2 separate regions of the Homo sapiens genome follow, and region 1 is linked to region 2. A link is an interaction called in ENCODE POLR2A ChIA-PET data of the cell type or tissue named here. Cell type or tissue: A673. All regions are shown on one strand. Links, peaks and the distances in the headings refer to the core of each region. The heading gives the core; the rest is flanking DNA. Region 1 has its middle 63 kb from the start of DCT. Region 2 has its middle 40 kb from the start of GPR180.

What was found. Peaks named below come from ENCODE experiments on the same cell type or tissue, not always from the same donor. Only the 100,000 strongest peaks of a DNase experiment are listed, where the experiment ranks them.
Region 1: POLR2A ChIA-PET joins it to region 2 with 8 read pairs; 2 of 35 experiments call an interaction of 5 or more read pairs at or near these places.

What each region holds. Positions count from the first base shown.
Region 1 is chr13:94,415,055-94,417,977 of GRCh38, reverse strand. No RefSeq gene overlaps it. Among named protein-coding and RNA genes, the nearest start is that of DCT, 63 kb to the left of the region's middle. In A673, for the core only: a CTCF peak has its summit at 1,293; a DNase peak (open chromatin) is centred at 1,307.
Region 2 is chr13:94,640,323-94,643,245 of GRCh38, reverse strand. No RefSeq gene overlaps it. Among named protein-coding and RNA genes, the nearest start is that of GPR180, 40 kb to the right of the region's middle. In A673, for the core only: no CTCF peak of the experiment used is centred there; a DNase peak (open chromatin) is centred at 1,625; H3K27ac peaks cover 1,486 bases.

The sequences.
Region 1 (2,923 bases), core at 247-2,746, 230 kb after region 2:
GTTAAATTTGTCACTGCTCTGTGCATATGCATGTCTGCAAATCACTATGAAAATGAATTTTAATGAGTAGGTGAACTAGCAAGTATGAAATCTGCAAGTAATGAATTACAAAAACACCAGTACTATATTTAATTCCTATACTTAATGAGGTCTTTCAAACCACCAGATTTTGGCCTCTTTGTGGAGGAAAATGAAATGATAAATAACATGAAGTGAGTTGGTAGTATGGCATACTTATTTCATATAATTCTTATAAGAATAGGTAAGGGGCTAAAAACTTTTCCTCTATCATCTTAGGTTTAGTGCCAGGCCTATGAATTAAACTGATAAAATACAGGTTAAAAGAAGAAAAAAAACCAGAGCCTATTTACACATGGTATATGTAGGACATGAGGGAGAACTCACTGATGAGTAACTCAGAGGGCTGGTTAGAATTGATAGCTTATATACCATCCTAACAGAGGGTGATAAATTCTGGAGACCTAGATAAAGGAAAGGGGGATTGGGGCTCCTAGGGGAGGTAAGTTGTGGGAAGGTGACTAAAAATATATAGTAGATAAGAGTTGTTTGGTAAGATTGTTATGCAAATAACAGCTCTCTCCTCTTTCTAGTAAGGAAGATGTGAACACCTTTACAAATAAAAATTTGTGTCAACTTTACAATGGGAAATTTATGCCCTACTTTTAGGCAAAAATGGGGAGGAGGGAGAATTCCTCTTATGTCTGGTATTTCTCAATTGTCTTCAGCTCAAAATAATTCTTATGTGAAAGTGGCATATTTTGGGGTGGCATATTCTGACCATCTTCAGATAAAATAGACAATTATTATGGCAGAACAAATGAGCATTTTTTTGTTGTTTTTGCTGTTATAACAGTTCTTAACAGATCATTCAATACAATTATGCAAACTGAGACATGGATAAAATTTTCACAGATGTGAGAAGTGTATCAACGGTGTAAAAGACTATTCCAGAATTAATTCTTGCTTTTCGTCTTGGGTTTTAATAAACGCAGCAGGAAAAATCTCCTGGGTCAATGGTCTGAATAGATAGAATGTTTACCTGAGATGCTTATCTGGTAAGCTCTCAGGATTTGCTAGTAAGTAGTTTGTAGGGACTCTAAGTCCTAGTTTGAAAATGGGGATTAGCAAGTAGGTTAAGGGTTTAGATTCTCACATTCACGGTGATTTTAAGAAAGGGGTTACAAACTGGTTTTGGGGAAGGAGATTTTTGCTCTCAGACCTGTCTTTACCAGCTGTGTGCGGAATGAATGCCTTGGAATTGCACAGGAATCCCTTTAGGTGGCGCTAGCTCATGCTGCTTAGTTGCAGCCAGCACCTTCCTTGTTGCCTCATACTTTGCAGTTGCTGCAATTGCATTACCTGCTTGGTCAAGGAGGCAGTCCTGCAGGCCACACTCAGAAGCTACTAGGCTAAGTAATAACTGCACAGAAGCAAGAGCCCTTTGCCCTAGGACTGGCGCCTTCATCACTCTTTCCTCCCCTCTTGCCAAAGGTAGAAATTTGCTTTGCTGGGTGTTTTTTTTTGTTTTGTTTTTTGTTTTTTCCTACATCACTCACAGCCTTCACTCTTTCTTGAGTTTGAGTTTTTTTTTTTCACATCATTTGGATCTCCCTCATTCAAACTGAGGAAAGACTTCTTACTAATAGCAATAAGGCACATTCTTGGGGAAGTCAGATGCCTGAGGATTTAGGGGTACTTAACTCTTTTTCCTTTTTCATGCTTTACAACTGTGATTAAGTCAGTGCAGACCACCCGTCACCATTTCTTACTGCTTAATTAAGAAACATCTCAGAATTTTCTCCCTGTTAGTTTCAGGCAGATTAGAAGGGAAAAATATTTTAACAGATGCTAAAGAGTCTTTCCAATGATTTGAAGATTAGGAGAGTGCCTTTTATAGAGCTCCCAAAGTGTTCCCTGGCTGCTTCTGCCAGAATTGAAAAAAATTTAGTGGCTGAGTACTTAATGAAAAGCCAAGATGCTCTGACAAAGAACTCCTGGGCAGCTATTACTGTAGCTCCAAAGAGTTATTGCAAATTAAATTTTATTCTTGTCCTTTATGATCTATATCAGGCAGTAGGTGTAACAGCATGACTGAAATATTCTTGTCTTACACTTTTGTTAATGAAAGCACCCATTCATTAATATATGTGTACCAGCAGGAAATATGAAATGGTGTGCTCCAGTTGAAAAGCCAGATATTGTATTGTCAACTTCGTAGGCAAAAGGCAGGGTAAATACAATTAGAGTTCGGGGACAGGGTAATTACTGTCTCCATCTGGTAACGCATTCTTTATCTGAGCTCAACCGTCTTACGGGTTTTAAGTACTTATGGGGCATCTTGCTAGGCAACCTAATAAAGGATTACTTTTTAAATGTTACCTTGAAAGCTTTTCAAGATTGCCTTTGTCTAACAACACAATATCACATCTGGTATGATTGCCATCGCTGTAAAGCAAAATCTTTTAATAGTATTTATTAAGTACTTCCCAAAGATGCATGATCACCAACATGAGTTGGTGTTAATAGAGAGTCATTAGTCAGCTCAGTTTTCAATATTTGTGGAAAAGCAGGCTCAGCAAGAAACGTATAATGAATGTAAAGCAAATACAAAACACAACATCCCTGCGGTCTGACTCCTTTTCCCGATGGATGGGAACATCACGTTTCACAGTCTAGCTGCTTGGTAATTTCTGAACACTGTCTCTAAAATATTTGGCATGAAATATCATGAGCTAAAGAAGCACGAAGAACACAGCAGCTAAAGGGAGCCTTATGGGGAGAAATGGTATTTACTTTAATGACCATGACTTAGGAAATTGCCATATTCCATACTGGGTTAATAAAGGCTTGGGGCAAAGTGGAGAGTGAGTGGCAACCGTGCTGGCTGAGAGTGTGGAGGAAA
Region 2 (2,923 bases), core at 112-2,611:
TCTAAATTCCACCACCCTGAGATAATCATCAAGATTTGGTTGCATTTTTTCAGTTCTTATATAATACTATATATAGTAGCACAAAGTTGGAATTGGAGAGTATTGGCATATATGAAGTTTTCATTTTTTTTTAACTTAACATTTATTTTATCATGGCAATTTGTACATCAGCATTCTTCAAAAATGTCTTTGCAGGGTGGATTGGAACAATTTGGAAAAAGAAAATGTTGGATCCCTACCTGACCCTTTACACAGCGGTTCTTGAGTCTGGTTGTACATCTCAAGTCACTTGCAGAAATTCAGAAACAATACAGTGACCACACCCCACCCTCAGAGATTCTCGACAAATTAGTCTGGGATGGAATCTAGGCATGAATATTTTTTTTCTCATGTGATTCTAATGCATAGCCTGGATAAGAACTATTGTTTTATATAAAAATAAATTCCAAGTAGATTAAAGATTGATTGTAACAATTGAAGCCATGGCATTAGTGTATACAGATGCCAGTGAAGATGGAATCTTGGGTACTGAAGAAAACCAAACGCAGGAACCCCAGAGGAAAATATTCACATACTTGATTATATGAAAGCTTTAAATTTCTGTATGCCAAAACAATCATATAAAAAACTGAAAAGCAAATCACAAAGCAGGAAAAATATTTTCAATATGCATTGTAGGCACAGTTCTTAGCAAGTGTAAAGAAAAAGATGAAGAACTAACAGAAAAGGCCAAGCATACGCAAATAACCCAGAAAAAAGTCATTATATATAAGGAGATAAAAAGCATTTCCTTTTCAAATAAAAAATAAGCTGATCTTCACTTCAGAATCTATTCCTCCTTTTCTGACTCCTCCTCCGCCACCACCTCCGCCCCCACCACTTATAACCCAGAGGCTGTACAGTAGTGTTTACATTCCTGCCCAGAAGCTCCCTAAAAAAAAAAAATCAAACTCAAGGCAGATATATTAAAACTAAAACATGAATATATAAAGAAGAAAGTCACACTGGACGCATAAAGATCTCATAAAACCAGAGGCAAAGGAACGTAGCATCATGTTATTACTGCCTGAGTCCAGCTTTGCACAGGTTCAACTTGCAATAAAAGGAAGTCTTTTCAATCTGCTCTAGTGACTTTACCCTTATTAGAATGCATACTCATTATTTTCTGATTACTCCTCTACATAAAACATATCATTTTGTACCTTGGTTTCCACACCCCTAGTATGGTATTTATATTTTATCTCTAAAGATTGTAATAAATCACTTCAAACACAATAACCCATTTAAGAATGGATTTCATAGGCAACAAGGTGCACCTTTAGTGATGTGATTGCAATCATCAGATGCTCCAATTCTCCTGAAGCATGTATTATACAGTGTGTACACAAATGCTGCAGCAGTGTAGAAGAGGCTATTACAGGCTGAGTGAGTCAACTCAACTCAGTATGTACTTCCTAGTTTCAGGATGTATCCATAGGAACCCTTTGAAATGTTTTGTTTTATTAATTTGGCTCCTTTCTAGTTTTCACTAGAGCCAATGTTTTCGAGATAATGCAGTTTAGACATGTCACAGCTGTTGAAATTCAGCATAAGCTTGAGCTGACAGTGGTGTATCATCAAGAATCAGAAAAACTAAAACAACATTATGATAAAGAGGAGAAGTATGAAAAATACGGAGAAGACAAAGGGCAGGAAATATTGCCTTACCGACTTAAAGCAGAGCCCTGGAGGGAAACATCTGGTTTGGAGCAAACAGTGATTCTTTTAGCACACTGAAGAGTTCTCACTGGATAGAGTGAGGAGTGGCTGGATCTGAGAGAGGGGTTCCTGGAAGCTGAAGAGCTGGCAGGAAATGTTGCTCTCTAGAAGGGAATTCATATTTTAAAAGGTGAAAGACCTATGACCTTAAAATCTAGATAGAAGCCATAATCTGTAATTTTTGCTATGTGTTTAAAACCCAACCTTCCTCTGCCAGGAATGTTTTCCATCTTGAATTCTCAGGTTAACTCTATGAACCACTCTACATTCTTTGAAGAACAATCAAAGATAGAATTCACAGGGATTTAAAAGCCTTGTTAGTTTGGAAATATTAAAATTTAACAACTACCAGGTATCATTTATTTCCACAAAAGCTGCTGTCTTTACAAAATGAAATAAAACATAGTCTACTAATTTGACGAGGAACATAAGTTAGATCAATCTGTGGTGTACCCAGAAAGAAACCACTTTGCACTGAAACAATCTGTCTCTTACTTACCCTGGCCCCCTCGCCAAAAAAAAAAAAAAAAAAAAAAAAAGCCTTTTACAAACATTGACTTCTGAGTAAGTCTTAAAAACTAATCTTCTGAAAGATCTATAAGGCTCACAGGCTAGGCAAGAGATTTAAAAGTTTATTTTGTGTGGGAGTAAGTTGGAATGCAGTCATGTGTGAATTAGAATCTTGAACATATCCCAAACACACCTAACTTTCTGTTCTAACCACATATGTATGATTATTTAAAACAAACATTTCATCTCATGCACATTTAAATATTATCTCCACGAACAGACAGATTAGGAAGAACATCAGGCTCGCTGAAAATTTTACACAAAACCTTCAGGTCTATAAACAATGAGCATTGCACTGAGTGGGAACAAGCACCATACATAATCTTTACAACAATTCCATGAGCTCCTAATATCAGAACTCATCTCTCAGATCTGGCCACTTCTCACTCTATCTTGTAGGACCTTTTCCTGTACTAAAAGAATGACTGTTTGCTCTGAAACAGATTACAAATAAGAAAATTGTTGAAAAATGGCACAGCCAAGATTTGAATTCAGGTCTGTCTTGCCACAAAGGCCATGCTCTTTTCCAGTATATCATAATACCTTCTAATTGTGAAAGGTTTCAACATCTTTTATACCTAACCAGCCATATTTT